5 separate regions of the Mus musculus genome follow, and regions 1, 3, 4 and 5 are each linked to region 2. A link is a loop called in an ENCODE intact Hi-C map of the cell type or tissue named here. Cell type or tissue: left cerebral cortex. All regions are shown on one strand.

What was found. Peaks named below come from ENCODE experiments on the same cell type or tissue, not always from the same donor. Only the 100,000 strongest peaks of a DNase experiment are listed, where the experiment ranks them.
Region 1: it touches region 2 in a loop (2.3-fold over the local background); 3 of 42 quality-filtered maps call a loop at or near these places.
Region 3: a loop joins it to region 2, with 2.4 times the contacts of the local background. A loop is called at or near these places in 4 of 42 quality-filtered maps.
Region 4: a loop joins it to region 2, with 6 times the contacts of the local background. A loop is called at or near these places in 28 of 42 quality-filtered maps.
Region 5: a loop joins it to region 2, with 3 times the contacts of the local background. A loop is called at or near these places in 18 of 42 quality-filtered maps.

The regions. Positions count from the first base shown.
Region 1 is chr1:86,912,871-86,916,870 of GRCm38, reverse strand. The region is part of intron 9 of Dis3l2 (DIS3 like 3'-5' exoribonuclease 2); the gene reads right to left. Among named protein-coding and RNA genes, the nearest start is that of Gm41909, 13 kb to the left of the region's middle. In left cerebral cortex, a CTCF peak has its summit at 1,941 (motif pointing right); DNase peaks (open chromatin) are centred at 260, 1,403 and 2,759; H3K27ac peaks cover 1,566 bases.
Region 2 is chr1:86,667,537-86,671,536 of GRCm38, reverse strand. It overlaps Nppc (natriuretic peptide type C), which reads left to right and starts at 964. Exons shown (of 3, transcript NM_010933.5): 1 at 964-1,188; 2 at 1,583-1,893. The coding sequence starts at 1,099. The coding sequence ends at 1,873. In left cerebral cortex, CTCF peaks have their summits at 984 and 1,885; DNase peaks (open chromatin) are centred at 947, 1,448 and 1,849; H3K4me3 peaks cover 1,810 bases; H3K27ac peaks cover 1,150 bases.
Region 3 is chr1:86,860,901-86,864,900 of GRCm38, reverse strand. The region is part of intron 8 of Dis3l2 (DIS3 like 3'-5' exoribonuclease 2); the gene reads right to left. Among named protein-coding and RNA genes, the nearest start is that of Gm41909, 65 kb to the left of the region's middle. In left cerebral cortex, a CTCF peak has its summit at 1,763 (motif pointing right); no DNase peak of the experiment used is centred here.
Region 4 is chr1:87,040,122-87,044,121 of GRCm38, reverse strand. Dis3l2 (DIS3 like 3'-5' exoribonuclease 2) reads right to left here. Exons shown (of 21, transcript NM_153530.2): 15 at 1-105. Among named protein-coding and RNA genes, the nearest start is that of Gm28375, 25 kb to the left of the region's middle. In left cerebral cortex, CTCF peaks have their summits at 1,852 (motif pointing right) and 2,814; DNase peaks (open chromatin) are centred at 1,856 and 2,843.
Region 5 is chr1:87,185,530-87,189,529 of GRCm38, reverse strand. It overlaps Prss56 (protease, serine 56), which reads right to left. Exons shown (of 13, transcript NM_027084.2): 6 at 3,861-4,000; 7 at 3,494-3,636; 8 at 3,097-3,259; 9 at 2,776-2,955; 10 at 2,482-2,646; 11 at 2,322-2,384; 12 at 1,928-2,034; 13 at 1,125-1,585. The coding sequence ends at 1,310. Among named protein-coding and RNA genes, the nearest start is that of Chrnd, 3.1 kb to the left of the region's middle. In left cerebral cortex, a CTCF peak has its summit at 2,297 (motif pointing right); DNase peaks (open chromatin) are centred at 2,309 and 2,899; H3K4me3 peaks cover 739 bases.

The DNA.
Region 1 (4,000 bases), 250 kb before region 2:
TGTAAGAGTCTCCCTGACTTGACTGTAATTAGGACTGTGAGGCTGCTCGACTAAATGCCCATGGATAACTAAACAAAAACCGGGCTGCTTTGATCAAGAGCTTAATCTATTTATGCCTTATGCATCAGCGCCCTTCCTAAGGAGACAACGCCCAGATTAACTGTAAAGATCAATCAGACTACAGTTTGGTCAAAACTACATTAGAAATGATGTATATTCACTCTCCTACCCATTATCTGGTTTATATAACCTGGAAGCTCCTGAAGACACAGCTGAGTCAGCGGTCTCCAGTGTCTTTTGGGATGACTGGACTGGTTATCTTTGTTCTCCTACTGCAGCATTTGCATCTGATTCTGGGCAGTGGCTGGGCTGCGCTGTTAGGACTAGGCCACTGATAACAAAAAGGCGTCCACATTTGTACTGGCCTTCACTATCCCCAGACTTTGGTGAACCAGCTCTGTGCAAACATCTAGAGAGAATGAAAGGAATATGTAGAAATTCATTTTCTTCTTTTCTATACTTAGTTCTCTCTGTAAAGACTGCTTCCCCACTTAAATGGTTTTTAGTTCTTAGTGTCTGTTTACATATACTAGAAATAGTATTTGCTGAGTTAAATTTTCACTGAATTTTAACCAAAAGGCTGAGAAGTGATTTAATTAATTCTCTTGGGCTCTTCTCTTTTTAAAAACATCTTTATAACTTCATTTCTATTTATGTTATATTGAGTATAAACATATCATGGCATTGAGTGTGAAGGTCAGAGAACAGCTTGTGGGAGTCAGTTCTCTCCTTCCTCTATGAAGACTCCATGGGCTGAATTTAGGCTGGCAAGGTTAGCAGCATCTTAATCCAATGAACCATCTCACTAAGACATTTTTTTTTATTTTATTCTAGTGTGTGCCTCTGTGTGTGTGCTTGTGTGTGTGTGTGTGTGTGTGTGTGTGTGTGTGTGTGTGTGTGTGTGAGCTAACCTGTCTGGGTGCTCTTTTCATCAATTCCAACCTTTAGAACAAAGGTTAGAGGTGGCACAAATGACTTTTTATTTAAATGAGTACACTGTTTGCAGACACAACAGAAGGGGCATTGGCTCTCATTACAGATGGTTGTGAGCCACCATGTGGTTGCTGGGAATTGAACTCAGGACCTTTGGAAGAGCAGTCTGTGCTCTTAACCGCTGAGCCATCTTTCCAGCCCCAACTGAGCTTATACCTCATGCACCAGCAGATCTCTTAGAGTGAAACAATGTCTGGTAATGCCCTGGGGCTTCCAGCCACTACTTAGAAGGGCTGGCTCTCCTAGAGATTTTTTTTGAGGGTTTATAACCAAAGTGTGAAGGCAATATGAAGGCAGTGTGAGAACAATGTGAGGGCATTGTGAGGGAGGTGTGAAGGCAGTGTGAGTGCAGTGTGTTGGCAGTGTGAGGGAGGTGTGAAAGAGTGTGAGGGCAGTGTGAAGAAGTGTGAATGAGTGTGAAGGCAGTGTGAGGGCAGTGTGAAAGCAGTGTGAGGGAGGTGTGAAGGCAGTGTGAAGGAGTGTGAGGGCAGTGTGAGAGCAGTGTGAGGGCAGTGAGAAGGCATGTGAAGGAGTTATTCCCTGTGCAACTTAAATATGTCTTTTTGGTATGATATTTTATATTAATGATTTTTAGAAAGAAGGAAGAAACGATATTTGATCAAGTATATTGGATACATGTCTCCAAGCTAAGTACTATATATGTTATTATTAAAAGTCAACACAACACATGGGAAAGAATATATATTAAGCTAAGGCTCAGATAAACCCTCACGGGCCACATAGGAAGTGGTAAGTGAGAAATCAAGCCAATGTTACTTTTAGATTCCACATTCTTTTTTAAAAGATTTTTTCAATATTTGTTTTTATTATTTTTAATTATGTGTATGTCTGTATCTTTGTGAGCGTTTACACAGATGTGAGTGCAGGTTCCCCTAAACACCAGAAGATGGCATCAGATCCCTTGGAGCTGGAGTTACAGTAGTTGTAAGCTATCCAGTGTGGTCATAGGCACTGAACTCAGGTCTACTACAAGAGCAGTGCACATTCTTAACCACTGAGCTATCTCTCTATCTCCTAAACTCTCCATTCTTAATGTATTTGATCCCTACAACATCAAAATTAATTAAAGTTTCCAACTCCTGGCATGGAAATCAATAATTAGCATGACTGAGAAAGATAGGAGTGAGAAATTCTAGACCAGCCAGCACTACAAGAATGAACCCGTTTCAAAAAGTCAAAACCAACAATATGGAGTGAGCACAGCTATGGTGGGTATGTAGGCTGCTCGCTCTATAAGACCTCTCCTGAATCAGCACTGAACCCAAGCTGAGACAGTTTGAGCCTTGCCACAGAGTCTAGAACTGGGACAGAGAAAGAGAGATGGAAGAGTGGGGTTCTGAGGAGGAGAGAAACTAGTCTGCCTCTGGGAGGATAGGCCAGGACAACACAGTGATCTTCCCACCAGGAGGCAAAGGAGGTTCCTCTGGGTGAAGGGAACATGAAGAGGCCACAAGAAGTTTCTGGGTTCCTGCCTCATTGCATTCCTAAGCTCCCTGCCCTTTGGTTGAAAGGCACTACAGAAGCCTTAAAACAGATTCCCTTTTCTGCTTAAGTGAGCTCTAGTGGTTTCTGTTCATTGGGCCCAAGAAAGTTTTAATTAAAGCAGCAGCTGTGGAAAGTTTCCTAGAATGGCAAACTTGTCATAGCTTTCTCTCATGCTTTCTCATTAAGGAAGCCATGACAGGATGTTACAGTCACCACTTCCACACCACCCACTCCAGGGAGCAGCGTGAGCCTTCCAGGTGCTGGAGGCAGAGGGAGGGCATGGATGAACTGTAAGGTCAGGTTTCCATTTCAAAAACAAGTCAACTTTAAAACTACTGCTTTCGTCATTTGAATTCCATAAAGCACAATGCAAGAACACCAGTCTCTTCGCCAGCAGGAATTTGAAGTAAAAAAGATTTTAATTTCTATTTTCTCAGTGTGAGGGAGGGAAGATGAAGCATTTCTGGACAGACTGCTCTTTTTATTGTAGACATGGGCCATGAAGGTGGAGACATGAGGATCAGAGGCGAGAGATGCCAGGACTGCATACCTGAAGGTCTGAATTCAAGTTTCTGCTCTGTTCCTTGCAGCTGTGTGACCCTGCATTTGTCTGAGCCATAAATGTGTTCCACCATACTGGTTTACTGATTAGTATAATACATGTGAATAAAAGGTATAAGATAGACTTTCAGTAAGGGATGTGCTTCGGTGAGCAACACGTTACCAAGGCTACAGGAAACTTCAAACTTTTGCCTATGTCCATTTTTTTTTAACCCTGGTTTTTTTTTTTTTTTTTTTTTTGGCCAACTATTAACAGAGATGATCTACCAGGGAACTGATTTTCCCCCCGTTGGTTTGTGTGTCAAACACAAGAGCAGAAAAGATGGAGGGGGGGGTGTCAATGAGTGCCCACTATGCACCCAGTACTGCCTTAGGTTTGAGAAACATCTGAGAGTGTGTGAGTGATTTAATATTTTCAAAGTAACTATTTCAAAAGGAAACGATTAAATATGACTATAGAAAAGGATAATTGAACACACATTTAAAGTATTGTTATGCTTGTGGGAACACTCCTATCCTAGGAATTCTAATTACATCTGAAAGACCACAGGAGAACTGTTTAAACAATCACAGTTTGAAACACTTGATTCTCACATATATAAACTTTGGGATAGTTCCACTAAGACACCCCTTGGGCAACAGAAACACAGGCAACTTGCACTGAAGCATGAGGAGGGGAACTATGTAACAAGGTCAGTTGCTTCCACAGGTGACCGTTTTTCTGCACAGGCTAAAGGACTCTATGCACTCATTCACACAGTGTCACCATGCTAAACAGTTTTACTACTTTATAATTATAGTTCTTTAAAAAAAATTGGATTGCCCACCTTGATCACCCACCTGATTTACCACCTTTGGCTCTGAACTTACTTGGCTCTTT
Region 2 (4,000 bases):
AGCTCCCTAGAGTCCGATGGACCAAGATTCCAGGTCAAGGCGAGGAATTGTGTGCAGCAGAAATAAGTGGCCCGGTCCCTATAGCCAGAAGGCAACTACAACCCCAAACTCAATGGCGATGGCCTATTGAGGCTTGGAGCTGGTTAAAACCCAGTACTGCCCATAGTTTCTTAGGGTATTCAGGACACTAAAGTGGACATCTCCACCTTCAGGAAGGGCCAGTACATCACTGAAGGAAAGCTACCTGCCTCCTAACCTCCCAACACACACACACACACACACACACACACACACACACACACACACACACACAAACTCCTGGCTCACACTCGTGGGTTGATGACATCCTCTCACTCGTGGGTATCCGAGACTTACAAGTCTCCTTTGCAGCTACAACATTCAAGCTCTCCCTCCACTTCCCACTGGGATCTACTAACCCCATCCTCTGCCGCCCCCATGTTTGAGCGTGTAGACATGGTCAGCCCTTCCACCCTGGCTAGCGCGTGGCAGCATTTGTGAAGAGTTTGGAAACAGAGCGATCTGTGTAGATTTTGGGCCGCACCAACTTTCAACCTGTGTAACTTTGCATAAAGGACATTTCTTCTAAGCCTTTGCACCTGCAGAAGGAGTACAGACACGTATCAGGAGCAGCAGATACACAGCGCAGGGACGCCTAGAAGCCTGAGTACTAGGGCGAAGCGCATTCTACAAATGGAGTTCTTTTCTGCGCGCCGCTTTGTGGCTTTGAGCGCAGCGAGCCGAGCCGCCGGCTCCTTCGGAGGTGGGATGTGGGTTGGAGCAGAAGAGGGAGCCCCCGTGGCCCCCTCCCGGCCCCCTCCCGGCCCCCTCCGGGCCGTCGATTCGGCCGCGTGCGCTGTGCCATTGGCCCTGGAGGCCCGGTGGGCGGGAAGATGACATCAGCGGCAGGTTGGATTATAAAGGCTCCAGCGGAGCCACGGACTCAGAGCGCACCCAGCCGGCGCCGCACAGCAGTAGGACCTGTGCTCGCTTGGCAATCCTGCTCCGCATCCGCCTATCCGACTGCTCACCGGCAGTCCCGGCTGCAGACCGTCTGCACACCTCGGTCCCATCGGCACCATGCACCTCTCCCAGCTGATCGCCTGCGCCCTGCTGCTCGCGCTACTCTCGCTCCGGCCCTCTGAAGCCAAGCCCGGGACACCACCGAAGGTGGGTGCTGTCGCGGGGACGCTGGGCTTGTGAGGGGCGTGGAAAGATGTGGTGCGCAGGAGGGAGCAGAGAACCCGGAAAGGCAGACCCCCTCGGACTTGCTCCCTCAAAGCGGGGACTTCTCGGGTTCATTTCCCAGCCTCGGGAGAATGTCGACACATGCACACCTCCCGTGCCCCAATGTGCCCAGCATGACCTGCGGCACGGGAAGAGCAATGGGCTCCCCGGAGGAGCAGGCAAGAAGGCTGCGTGGCAGGTGGATGCTGGACTCAGCTGTCCCGCATCGGTGGAGGCACGCTCATGGCTGAGAAGGGCCACGCCACTCTGGGCCCCGTAAAAGTCATCTATGCTACATCGGTGCACTCTTTCACCTGTCCACTCTTTTCTCCGACAGGTCCCGAGAACCCCGCCAGGGGAGGAGCTGGCGGATTCCCAGGCAGCTGGTGGCAATCAGAAAAAGGGTGACAAGACTCCAGGCAGCGGGGGAGCCAATCTCAAGGGAGACCGATCGCGACTGCTCCGGGACCTGCGTGTGGACACCAAGTCCCGGGCTGCTTGGGCCCGCCTTCTGCACGAGCACCCCAACGCGCGCAAATACAAAGGCGGCAACAAGAAGGGCTTGTCCAAAGGCTGCTTTGGCCTCAAGCTGGACCGGATCGGCTCCATGAGCGGTCTGGGATGTTAGTGCAGCTACCCCTGGCGGCGGTAAGTAACACCATCGGACGCTCCCCGCTCGCCTAGCTCTGCACCCAAGAGAGCCAAGCTCTTATCACTGTCCTTCGCAGACTGTTTGGTTTCCTCCCTGATCCCTATGTTCTGTGACCTTCCCCCAACCAATTTAGGCATGGGATCAAGTGTACCCAGACATTTGCCTGCCACCTCACATATCCCATTTTACAGATTTAAAAAACAACAACAACAAAAAAGTGAACACGGGCCAGGTCAGAGACCAGGTTCAGCCTTAGAGTACTCCATCTGGCTTCCTCTAGAAAAATAGAGACAGGCTTATGCAGTCCCAGCCTCCAAACCCACCACTGACCACTGGCCAGCTAGCCAACTGGAAACTTGTTAGAGAGATCCTGGAAAGAGGGAGAGAAAGATGTACCACCAGCCCTGTGCCAGCAGCCAAGCAGTCAAGTGCTAGGATGCCTTTCTGGGGCTGTTGTCCCTCAGGTGAGGCAGGCATGCAGATATGCCTGCCCCCTCCTAGTAGAGAGAACCTCTGTGGCAGCAGCAGGGCACTCTTCTGCCTGGGGCATTCTGAATCTTAGCCCTGCTCTCAACTCAACTGTGGGCAAACTGGTCTATCCAGGGTCCTGATGCTGCTGCCCTGGGGCTTCCGAGATGAACCTTAGGCTGGTGACCCTGTTTCAAGAGAGAGGCAAAGGAACAAGCTAAAGCTTATTTCGTGACCTAACCTCAAACTCAGTGTGTCCACAGTGAGTTCTTTACCAGCCTTGTGGTGCTCTGAACTATTTCTGGCCTCCTTCCCCTCCATGGAGACGGGAAGCCTCCATCTTCCCAGCATCCTCATAAGCTGCTGGGTCCTTCCTGACTTCCTTCTGCTCTCTATCCCTGATGATGTGATGAGACACACTTTACTTAGATAAGTGCTTGACAGTCAGGCTTCTGCTGTTCCTTGGCTTTGCCTCTTGCTCTAGCCCACCCCAGTGGTGAGGAGGCTGCTCTCCCCAACCCAGGAAGATTGACCAGTGGCCATTCTTTTCCCAGTAAGGAGTAGGAACACCTCCCCCATCACATGACAGGAGCCTTTTTTTTTTTAAAGGCATGAGAGACCTTTGCAGAAGTGCAGTGCTCTGTGTACTTGTGTCCCCATATTAATTCATGAGTAACTTAAGTGACAGACCTTCAGGAGCCCACATCATACCCAGAAGGGATCTTGGAAATATTGGCCACTGACGAGAGAAACACATACCCCCAGTTCAGGAGCTCTGCCAAGTGCCCTGGCTCTAGATCTCGGATGGCCCTCTCCTCTCTGCACTGAGTCTTGAACAGGCTGCGTGCTTCACCCCAGTTCCACAGAGGTGTTAGGTCTCTGCTCTACTCAGGGAGAGCGGTGATTCTAGTACTTATGGGCGGGTCTTTTGCTATGTTCCATATGAATACCTAAGAGATGGAGTCTGAGGACTTGAATTTTCAGTTTGCGATGTATGTGCCAAGAAAGGACTTTAGAGTCTAAACCAACGTTACTTAACCTCCGGTTAAATGCCTGGAATGTGCTTCTCTGAAGGTGCTTTAGGCATCTGTGGGCACAGGGTAGTGAGAATGTTGAGGAAAAATCAAGACAATTAAGGCTTCTACACCCTACCCCTCCACTTTGACCAGTGGAGATCATCAGCCTCCTGGAAGTTCTCTTGGCATAAAGGCAAAGCCTCAGCCTCCTCTATGCCAGCCCCAGTGAGAGGATAGATCGTCCTTCCAACCTGAAGTCTCCCAGTGGAGCTGGCCAGCGGAGAGCACCCATTTGGTCTTATGGAAGAGTGCAAGGCTCATCCTTCATGCTGATGAAAACTCCCGAGGCTCTGCCCCTTTCTCCACGCAGAGGTTGACTTTGGCTCTAGGCATCGTCATAATGACTGCCGCTGATGGTTATAGGTTTTGATTATACAACTGGCAGAGACTCGGGTGTGGCCAAGACCTCAATGGACATTTTGCCTCTGGCCCTAGGAACACCACCTGTGAAACAGCCAGAGAATCGAGTTAGGGAGAATTGCCCAGACCATCAGAGCCAGGCCCCTCGTGAGTGCAGTCCTTTAGGAGGGCCCTGCATGTCTGCCAGTTTTTTGAACAT
Region 3 (4,000 bases), 190 kb before region 2:
GGGAAGCATCGGATTGGCTGCCCCAAGTGATAAGGAAATGACAAAATTATGAAGGAAAGGGACCAGTTACAGACAAAGGAGGCTATAACAGAGACAGTCCTTCAAATCAGCCTCTTTACATAAGAAAAGTATGTTTGGGTTTTGTATTTCTATCAGTAAGACACGCCCGATATTAGTGTCCTTGGTAGCTTGTCTTCTTTTCTCTATTAAATATTTTTTGAATGCCAACCTTAAAGTTAGTCTATGTACAAGCCACACATTCTTGTATTTTACTATCACCCTTAAATAAACATTCCCATACATAATGACCCATGTCCCATATTGTAAACTCCATGCAGATAAAATGGTATCACAGGCTTGAGAAGCCACAAGTGGAAAACAAACCCAGGCTGATCCTGGGGCCCAGAACACCAGTAACTATACGAAACCTGGCTGCCACTCAAGATGTGGCAAACACAACAATGTCTGTGGTCATATATTTATTGTTCATAGTGCTTTCTATAATCAGAAGTAGAAGGTAAGTTACCTTCTCTTCTGAATCAGTTCTGTGACACAGCAAAAGGCAGCACTAACGAATGGGGATCTTAGGGAAAATGTTTTAACAGTAAAAACATACACGAATGGGTAGGAAGTAAGATTACTGCTGATTTTGATTTGGGTTTTTTGGGGGGTGGTGGTGGTATTTATTTGTTTGTTGAGATAGAGGCTCATGCAGGCCTGGCTGACTTCAAACTCAATATGTAGTTGACCATGGCTTTGAATTTCTGATCCTCTTGCCTCTGTGCCTGGCACTAGAAATGAGCTGTAGTAATATCAAATGATTTTAGGGAAGGTCTTGAAGCAAAAGTGTGAATCAATATTGTCACAAAGTGAGCAGCTAGAGGCCAAAGGCAGGCCCAGTGTGTGGAAAGGCTGGCACCACCCAGAGCCCACACCAATGCGTTGTAAGCAGGAGCATTAGGAACTGCAGGAGAGGTGGTGACTTTGGCAGGATGTTTTTTTTATAGAGATTGTTTTTTCCATTATTGAGAAACTTAAGACTTGGGTTCATCAAAACCAATTTCTCAGAAGAAAAAAATTAAAATGGACAATAGAACTTTTTTTTGAGTTAACACTGTCTTGTAGAACCCAGAGAATTCTTACAGCTGAAAAATTCCAGGTGCTACATAATTGACCTTTTGATACTAAATGGCCTATTAAATTTGCAACGTGTGTATCATGGTGCTGAGGTCTACAAACTAGAGACCTGGAGTTGAGTCCCATGAGGGTTGACTTGGCTTCTGACCCTTTTTTTCTGTCTAAGGGGAAGCAGCGCCAGTGCCTGACTCTGGGCACCTTCTTCCTTGGCATCATGAGCCTGCAGAACTAGCCTCATCTACCTTAGAACACAGACACTGGGGGCTGGGGGCTCCATCATAGGCAGCAGCTCAGAATTATCAATCCAGGAGAACTCCCATACTCTCTTCAGCCAGATTAGGATGTTGTTTGGATAATGTCCCCATTATCCAAACAATATCTAATCCAGCAACTGTTTTTCTTCCTGGAGGTGAGGGTGCCTCCATGTATTAAAGCACTCAGAGGCTCCTGCTCCTGTACCCAGACTACAGGCTTGGTGATGAGGCTCTCTGGGAAAGCAACCATTTAGAGGCCTGTAGCAGCACCATTCTCCTGCAGTCCCTTGACTTCTGCAAGATGCAGGTTTGTTTTTTGTTTTGTTTTGTTTTGTTTTTTTGTTTTTCGTTTTTTCCAAAACTGATCCTTTCAGGCCACCAGGTGGAGCCCGACAGTCACACAAAAAAAGAGCCCCCTCCTCAGCTTGATTTGCTCTCCCCACCCCCCTTAACCAAGGTACAGTCACAACTCAGAAAAGGACTTGTAAAATCTCACTGTTTCATATAACTCAGCCTCTCCCTCAGAAGACTATTTAAATAAGAAATGTGCTCTTGGGAAAGTGAAATACCCACTTTGTAGAGAGATGGGGGAGGGAGGTTGCAAAAAGTTGTTTCTCTGTTTATTAATCTTATAAACAATTCCTCTGTAGCATGAATTTCTGCCTTTTGCTTTATCTAAGGGCCTGGTCACCACTGCATTTTTCTGCTAACATTAAATAATTCATATATAGTAATTTTAGCCACACCATCAGTTTTTATCTATTCCCTAAAGAAATTCAGTATCTTCCAAACCAAACAGAAGCCAGATGTGGTGACTCATGACATTGCTTCCAGTACTCAGAAGACAGAAGCAGGTGGATCTCTTTGAATTTGAGGACAGCTGATCTGCACAGCAAGTTCTAGGACACCAGTGCTATATGCTAAGACCCTGTCTCAAAAAAACAAAACAAAACAAAACAAAACCTAGTAGAAGTATTTGCTTCTATCAGGTGACTATAGAGGACTAGCTCTTTTAAAACCAAAACAACAACAACAACAAAAAACACTCCTGGTGAAAAGCTAGGAGATAAAGAGATTCAGGCAGACCCCACTCAACCTTCTCCACTGCATACCACGGCAATCAGAACCTCTCTTCTATGTTGCTTAGCCATTGGCTTCAGAGGACTTTGCTGCCCTCATTGAAATGAACAATGCTGCAATCCATTCTCTCCACCTCACTCCAATAGCTTTGAGTTAAGCCCAGACAGCCCCAAGTTCAACCATAAGGCTCTCATCTTTGCTGAACCTGAGCTGACCTATTCATTTCCCCTCCAAGTCCCCAAAACTTGCTAAATAATCTAAGTAATATGTCAGTTTGTTCTAGACCAATTCCTGTCCTATAGCCTCAGCCTTCAGGATTGCCCCAAAACACTATTTGTTCCTCACAGTAGCTACTGTGAAACCCTTTCATTTCCTTCAAGAGTTATCCTTATATTATTTGAAAAGAAACCACAACACATAGGAGGACGTGACCTTGCTATCTTTGTGCCCACGACATCATAGAAGGGATGAGGCTAAGACAGTGATCTTTAGAGCTTTGGTAGTAGGTTGTACAAAGGTCTAAGAAATACCATTATGAATGTCACTATGAGAGTTTCAAAAGGGAATGAAGATTTAAGAGAGCTGAGGAGTTCCTAAAACTGTAAATCTCATTACATAATTGCAAATCATTCCAGAGAGGAAGCCAATGCCGCTCTTTGGTTATTCTGGACAAGAGTCCACTACTAAATATTAAAAGTACTAAGTATGCTGTGATTTATGACAAAAAGCAGTGGTCCCGAAATGCCAGCAAGGGCTCACTAAGACTACTGTTTGGGTTCAGACAGAATTACAAGCCTAATAATTCACTAAAGGTAGTAGATATATTGTAAAGTCAAGTGAGACTCCATATGACAATTCCAACATCAAGACAGAATAAAACCCTAAAGACCACGGGTCTCCAAACTGTAAAGCTTCTGAGCGTCCCTTAAACTCGGGTGCCAGTGTCACAGGGGACGCCAAGGAGGCAATTACAGCACATGGGAGCCAAGACCAATGGCTTCCTTGTGATCTTCCCAAAGCTACTGATGTCATATGTTCTATAAATGTTCATATTCTTTTCAATCTTTTTGCTAAATGTTGGAACTTCCTAACACTGACAGCCTCCACCTGATCTGTACACATGCCATACACTGTTACCGTGCACTGACCTTGATGTCATGGAACTTTGGGTCTCCTTATTTTCCAATCCAAACCTCCCTCATTCCCTGTATTTCCTTGTCAACCTAGCTCCAGACATGAAAGTCACCTTCAGTCCAACCTCATCATCTGACCAGCTTTATCCTAAGGTATTTTTGGTTAAAATAAGCTTATAGCCAAGTAAAATATCAAATAAGTGATTGTAATCCAAACAGTATCTGAGCTACAGTAGTGAAATTATTAGAAGCTATGTGAAAACCCCAAAGGAGGCCTGAGAGTAAGCTAAGATTTTTTTGAATGGCCAACTAAGTTGAACTGAAAAGCTGACTATTTCACCAAGTGGTGAGAGTCTCTTCGAGTAAGTATAGTATGCAAAACCTTGGAGCCGTATG
Region 4 (4,000 bases), 370 kb before region 2:
GTCTGTGGTGGGGGATGCCGGCGCAGCAGGGCCTGCTCAGGGAAGGTGCGGAAGATCTTGTGGGCCACCGCCATGTTGGCCAGGAGCATGAACTCCTCTACAAGCCTGTGGAGGATAGACAGTAACTAGAGGGATCCTGGAGACAGGTGCTACTGCCCCTGTCCCAAGGCCTTGGCTCAGCTGATTCTCTAATACCTTAGTTCTCAGTGTAAGAACCTTTCTGTGACCTGATCAAACTAGTTCTTCTGCTCTTTCTCTTTCATCTCCATGCTCAGATTTCCTAGAGTCAACCTGTCAATAATGACTTTCTCTTTTGGTCTGAATGTGTATGTGGTCTCCTGTCTCATTTCTCACTAAATGGGGATGCTCTCAGGTCATGCCTGGTCCAGAGATGATACACAGTAATGATCTCTGGTAAGAAGACCTGCTGGGCTTCCTCTGGGGCTCACTTGTAAGAAGAGCTATCATTCTATTTTCCTTCACTTCAGTGTAATTAGAATTACTATAAGTAACTAAGTACATGGGGATAAAGCTCTAAATAGGAAGATGAAAATATGTCAAGGCCCTAGTGAGAAGAGGTGGGGACTGATGGAAGATGGAGGAAGTGTGTCAAGGGTAGGAAGCCAGGCACAGCAGGAGACAGAGTCAACCAGCCCTGAAGTTAGTTACCTGTATTTCAATCCTGGGCAGGCAGGTTCTCCCCTGACCCTTGGGGCTCCCTTGGTGAATAAGTGGATTGAACATGAAGTCTTTCAGGTGTGTACATCCTGATACTACTATAGTCAGCATGTCCTGTGTGGAAAAAGCTTGCTCCCTGGGAAGGCAAAAGCCATTAGAGACCTTGTTCAGCTTCGAGGAGACACCCCAAGCTGCATGTTGAGCCTTAGTCTTCTTCTCCCACTGAGGCAGCTCTGAGAGTCTGCCAGTGTCTGAGGAAACCTGGGATAAATCCCTCTACTGGAGGCTGAGTAGTGTTGCTTGGTCAGATCTGTCATCTAGACAAGTTCTTAGAAGGAAAATCAGACATATAGGAGAATGTTCCTTCTCCAGACTGGACCTGCTGTGAAGACGCTTGCCTCTGCTCTGTCTAGGTGCCTATTTGCAGAGCTTTCTCTACAAGGGGCTCATGAAGCCCACTAGGTGGGGTCTGGACACACCTGGCTCCTGTCATGGGGACCTGTGCACACCCGATCCTGTCATTGGGGCCTGGGCAAGCCTAGCTCCAGTCATGGGGGCCTCTGCACACTTGGCTTCTGTCATGGACTCACTAGACTCAGCTCAAGAAGAAAAGCCTTTGTGTTACCCACTAGTTTGTAGGCAGAGCTTTTTAGGCTGACACCCTTATCTCAGTCCCCAATCCCTTCTTGTGCTTATCAGTACTGACAATCACCATCACTGACCACCAAGCCTCTGAGACAGTTTGAATGCTGGTTCTACCACACTCTTGTTGTGGAACCCCTGGTGAATCTCCTGTTCTTCCTTCCCAAAGTAAGACAATGCTAATGTCTGATCACAGGGCTGGTGCAAAGGCAGAGGGAACATGTGTTCTGGGCCAGATACCAAGCAGGAATATCAACTGTCCAAGACACAGTGGTGCTTTCCTTTCTTCACATACACCACACAAATGACTAACACATCTGATAATCCTTCACCTTGTCACAACCTCCACAGTGCTGGGATGCTGTCTGTCCCTGCTCAGACTGTTAAATAAATGCTCTGACACTGCTATGGGAAGTCAGGACTGTTTCCAGACCTGTTCTCTTTGTGCAGTCTCAGAATCCTGTTGACCAGAGTACACAGTCTCTTGTAATCCCAAGGCTGAACTAGGACTGCAGTTTGTAAATGAAGCCGGCAGGTGGCAGTAGGGCCCCACAGCAGGACTGTGAGGATAAGGCTGTTAGGCAGGCAGGAGCAGGGTGGGCTAATGGCTCAGGACAGGGACCCTTCTCCATGCTCCAAGCTATAAGTCAGAGACTTTGATGGGATGATCCAGAGTCCTGGTCCACAGGAACTCTTCTGCTTTGTTCCACATGAGTTCATGGTGGGAGAAGAGAGATGGGGTGAAGGAGGGGCCACTATGGGAAACAGGCATGAGAAGACTCCAGGCAAGCAGCTTCTCCAGTGACCATGACCTGACAATTTATCCTCCATGGACATCTGCACAGCCCTGTAAGCTGCCCAAGACCTTGAGAAAAGAAGAGCATGTCTAACTCTGATCACAATCTGGCATGACTCTGGTTGCATAGGCTGGCCTTGTTCAGGCACCTTGGTGCCTGTGATTCCTATTTCCATTAGTAGCCCTTGTCCATCTGTCCATTCTGCACCCCCTGTCCATCTGCCCTTCGCTTCCTCTCTCCCTCTGAGTTAAGACATCAGCCTAGGAATTCTTCACAACAGTCTGTCAAGAGCAAAGCATTAACTTAAATCCTGTCACCAACCAAGAGGATGCACGGAACAAAGTTCCCACTTCTGGGTGCGGATAAGGCTCGTTAGTGTCCTAGGGTGGTTTGAGGAAATGATCTTAAAATCCTCTCATCCTGCAAGTGGAAGGGGAAGGAGCAAGCATGTGCACATCACAAAGGACCCAGCGATACTCTGGCCCAGGAGCTCCCAGACTCCCAGGAGGCCCAGGATCTAGAAGATCTAGAACTGACAGGCTGAGACATGGCCAAACCAGCAGCAGCCAGAGCTCCACTGAACTTAAGATTCCCTGTGGGGCCAATCACCCATGGAGGGGTGCACAGATCTCTCCTCTCACCTGGGGCTAGCCAAGGCCCCTCTTGCTGGCACCTGTCTACCCTTGTGCAGTTCTCACAGTGATCAGCAGGGGGCCACCAGACTCTTCTGTTCCAGTCCTGGGACGTGGCAAAAGCCACTTAGAACCCAAGAACTTTCTGGGAAGAATAGCTCGAGAGTTTACAAATTGTGGCCCAAAGTCCAGGGGTCCCTGGAGTGCCAGTTGCTGTTTCGTTAGCTAAAGCTGCCTTTTGGGCTGAGGGTTCTGTGCAAACCGGTTGGCTGTGGGGTCTCTGGCAAGCGAGCTTATCAATCTGAGCTTTCCTCTCTTGTGGGGAAAGGGGCAAACTTCACATAAAGTTTGCAGCCAAACTCAAATGATGCCTTGTGCTATCCCAGGGCAAATGAACCAGGCTGGAGCACATTAGGGTATGGAACTGGGAAAGTGGCTGAGGGTTGTCTGGGTTGCCATGGCCTAGACTCTCCTTCTGGTCTGGGCACCTGCCTTCAGTCTTAGGGCACCTCCTCCCCAGGCGACAGCATCGCATAGGCATGAGATCACTCAGCCCTGCTGGGGATGGGGAGCTAGCTGAATCCCAGCAACTGCCTGACAACTGCTCTAAATAGGGGCTCAAGAATGGCTGACAGCCAGGATCACCTTCCAGAACAGCAAGCCAAGCCCTCAGAGATGGGGCCTCAGTCCCAGGTCTGGCATCTGCTGAGCATCTGGAGGCCTGAGCCACTGGGGCCCCACAACTCTGGAGGTCTTGGGTAGGACTCTTCTGTGACAGGAGGCTGTCAGCCAGGACATCACGGTGAAAGCTCTGCAGCCCTCTCTCAAGCAGTCCCTACCTGCTGTCTGGGCCTGCAAGGCCTGGGGAAAGAGGGGGAAGGTTTGCTGTTTCTCATCCCAGGGACCAGCTGAGCCAGGGTTTCATGTCCTGGCAAGCCATAATCAACCTATATATAAGTGCACACCAGAGATGCACATTCCATGTCATAAGAAAGGAAGCTTCCGCCCAGAACGGTACTGATACCACTTAAAGGGAAAGGTTCAGATACAAATTTACACTGCTGTCAATTTATTACTATTATAGGCATTCTTTACCTTAGGAAGTGAGTATGCTCAACACAACTTATGCTGCTGGACACTGCACCTACCATCCGAGGACCCAGACTGGGCCATGTTTATTTACTTGTGTCCAAATGTGGTTATTATTTGCTATTTACCTAATTTTTTGAGATTGTGTCTTTCTCTATGTAG
Region 5 (4,000 bases), 520 kb before region 2:
GGAGCCGACTGCAGCATGCACTGGCAAGTCTGAGCCTATTCTTTGTTCTAAGCAGAAGTTTGGAGGTGGCCTCATAAAGGCTTGCTTGCTTCCAGGGAGAGGACAATACTGTCACCATTGTCTGCCAAGGTGCAGTGGTGGCTGAGCTCTTTGTACTTCATGCTGGACCTTGTCAGCTTCCTGATGGTGTCTTTGGAGCAGACATTGATCATTTTGCTCATATGTGAGGGTGCAGGGGCTCTCTTAGAGACCCAAGAGATGAACCTCAGGGCATCCTTCTTGCTGTCATTGGTCTCATAGGTTGCATCATTGAGGGCAGAGTGGCAGCCTGGTCTGGCAGGGTCTTGTCATAGGTTTGGGCCATGTCGCCTGCTGAATCTTTCTGCTCTGCTCCAGGATGGTGTCCGGGTCCTCACTCAGGCAGAGAAGCACAGCTTCTCTCTTTGCTCCCCTTGGCGCGGTTGACTTGCGTACTAAATCACTTGCACGTCACCGATCACCTTGAGGTAGCCATACCAGAAGCTACGGTTTTGAAAGGGAGAGGGGGACACGGAAAGCCACAGAAGGACTGAGGCTCTGGAGCTGCTGCTGCTGCTGAAATCCAGCTGATCTCCTCCACCTTATTTTTCAAGACAGGGCCTCTTCGCTGAACCTGGACCTCGCCTGGAGCAGCTAGAGTGGCCAGTGAACGCCCGAGGTCTGTCTGCTCCTCACTGCCATGCTCCTTAGCTAGGGCTGTGGTTTACAGGTGTACTCTGCCCCTGTGGCTTTTACCTGGGTTCTGAGGTCTTGAACTCAGATCCATATGCATCAAGAACTTTACCCACTGAGCTATCTCTTCCAGGCCCTGGTTTCGTATCTTTGTGTGTGTGTGTGTGTGGGGGGTAAGGGGTGCTCTTATTTTGTAGCTCAGGCTAGCCTAGAGCTTACTATGTAGCTCACATTCAAACTCAGTGCAATCCTGCTTCAGTCTCCAGAATGCTAGCACGGCGAGCACAAGCCACCACTTCTGGCTCCTTCCAGCTCCTTTGTGGTCTCTGTTAACTGCTCTTCGAGGTTGGCCCCTGCCCTACTCCCATCTAATGCCAGCCCCTTCCCATCCCAAGAAAGCTCCAGATTTTATGTAGAGTATAAATAACATTTATTAAAGCAGCCATGCGTGTCTGGTGACACATTGAAGAAGATGAGTGAGATCCAGGATCCCCACTCTATCCACACATCCAAGATCAACTGGAATAGAGAGACTTTGTATGTCTCACACAACCGCTTTAGCCCCCAGGACAGTGTGACCATCACAGGGTTGCCTGGTTCAGGGAACAGGAGGCTGGAGTTGGCCCTGGCGCTCCTTTCCCAGCCTCTGTCCTTGATCAGCACCTATCCAGGGTGCCTGGGGCTCTCCTTCTGTCAGGGAAGCTGAGCGGAAGGCCTTCAGGGCCTGCACTAGTAGCCGGGGGAGACTATGAGCCAGTGTGGAAGGTTCCAAGCCCACTAGGCCACTGAAGACCACACGCTGGTCCCCCAAACCGGCCCTCACCCAAGCTCTGAAGAGTCCTGTCAGTGTCTTGGAGCCCAGATCTGCCAGCACCTGCAGAGGGAGGAGGTTAGGACCCAAAAAACCACTCCTGAGGGTTTCTGACCTGAGGGTTGCTCTTGCCTCCTGGAGCTTTGGAAGCTACTTAGAGCCTTGCCCTGCCCCTTCATCTCCCAGAAATCCATCTAATTTCCAGATCAGGCGAATGCTCTAATGAGCCCTTCCACTCTTACCTCTCTACCTCCCATCTTCATAGCCACCTGTTATTCCAGCTCACCCTCACCCCCACTCCGCCCCGGAAAGGCTGGATCCCCCTGTCTCTTCCTTCTACTGAGCTCCAGTCAGGTCAGCTTTCACAGGCCACTGTGAAGGAGCCTGGGCAGCCTGGGGACCTACCTCATGAAAGTTCATGGCCAAGTGCTCAGCTGGGATCTGTAGGATCCAAGCATGCGCTCGCTGAATAGCCGCTAACTTCTGTTGCAGAGGCTCCAGCCCAGGGCAGCCTGCAAGAAGGGGAGATCCCCAGACTATGAGAGAACTGTGTGCTCTAGATGGGGAAACTGAGGCTGGCAGAGGTTTCGTGATCATGCAAGGCTGTGTGCCTCTGACACCATCAAGGACTTAGTGCCACATGTCTCCCTAAAAAGGAATCTGTTTTCCTGGAAGAGAGGGAGTGAGCGCCGGTTTTCTCTGTTGTCATTTGGAATTTTCTAGCAGACAATCCCAGCTTCTCTCTAGAAACAGCCTCTTGGCCGCTCCTCTCCAGCAGGCCGGTAGGGGGCGACATTACCCTTTGTTTCCGGGCGCCGCTCCGGCTTTGGTTTCTGGAGCCAGGTTCCCGCAATTCGCGATCCTGGAGGAGACCACAGGAAGTTAGTGGGCACGCCTCGGAGAGGTTACATGATTCCGAGACTCTGGGGCCTAGGCCTGGCTGGGGGCACTCAGGATACCTGAGTATAACCGCTGTTCTCGGGGATTGTGACCGGGAAGCTCCTGGAGCGACGGCGCGGAGCGAGCGGGCGCGGAGACTCCACGCCGCAATCCTGGCCGGGGGCCGAGCAGCTCCTGGGCGCCCCGCAGCAGACCAAGCAGGGTGTGCGCCAGTGACCGTAGCTCTGCGAGCGGTTTAGAGGTGTAAGGGGCCCACCGAATGGTGGGGCTCGCACCCCATCTCCCACCCCCACCCTCCAACCTCCCACCCCTACTCCTCCTCCCCCACCCTGGCAGGGGTAAACAGGACTGACCGCACCGTCGCCTGCGCTGCAGACACTGTTGGAGCGCTAGGCGCGCACAGGAGCTCTCGGACCCTAGGCACTGGCGCGCATAGAAGGCACAGAGGCCCGGGGCGTCCGTGAACGGCTCCTCTTCCCGAGCGTTCCAATTTAGAAGTTCTCTGCAGCTAGGCTCGCGAGTGGAGGGGCCCGCTGCAAGCAGATGCCAGATCACCCCTTGTATGTGGATCTACAAGTCACTCATCCGCAGCTCCTCCACAGAGACCCGAGTAGCGGGATGGAAACCGGCTTGCCCAGACCTATCCGAGGTACCATTAGCTAGGGGATGCTCACCGCTCATCTGCTCCTGCAGCCAGTCTTTGAACACGGTCACACGGGTGTAGACCCCAGGCTTCCCTGGTTCCCCACAGCCATCTCCCCAAGAAGTGACTCCAAAGAGGACCTCTCTGGGGCGCGGGCCGGGCTCGGAACAGGTTAAAGGGCCCCCGGAGTCACCCTAAGGGACCAGAGCCAACAGAGAGCAATGCATTCACAATCGATCGAATTATATCTGCCTAGTACCTGGTAGGGAAGGATTGGCTCTGGCTGCGTCTGTGATTACTACTTGTTTCCATTTTATTTAGGAAGATTTAGCGGTAGGTAGGAGCTTTCAGCTAGACCCAGAGAGAACAGGGTTATCTTGCCAAGGGGAGAGACGCACCCAGGGCCCCCTGTCAGTTTTAGCTCATACCTGGCATGAGTCGATGCCCCCTGCCAGGTAACCAGCGCAGAGCATGGTGCTGGGCCGCAGCCCAGGCCCCAGGACCTTTTGACAGGTGTCTGCACTGAGCAGCGGAACGCGGGCCTCCCTCACTGCCTCAGACTCAGGCCCGTCTACAGGAAAGAATGTAAGGGGTCTGGGTTTGGAAGGCAGAGGCTGCGCCTCGAGATCCCCTCTCACTTGCCCTCTTTAATTCCTCGTGGTTTATGCGATGGAGCATCATTCTAGTCTCTCCAAACCCCACCTCTTCAGCTTACTTCCACCACCCCTAGCCCCGCCCCCATTGGTTCTTCACTACCCCTTGCAGCTAGCTTATCCAGGCCCTAACTGGCAATACCTTCGAAGAGAGCCCCCCAGCCTGCAATGGCGCAGGGGGTGCCGGCAGGAGGCTCCCGAGAACCCTGGGGAAGGCAAATGGGGCGCGCAGGCCCCTCTGGGCTCACAGGCGTCCACAACTGTACCAAGGCCAGGTCATTG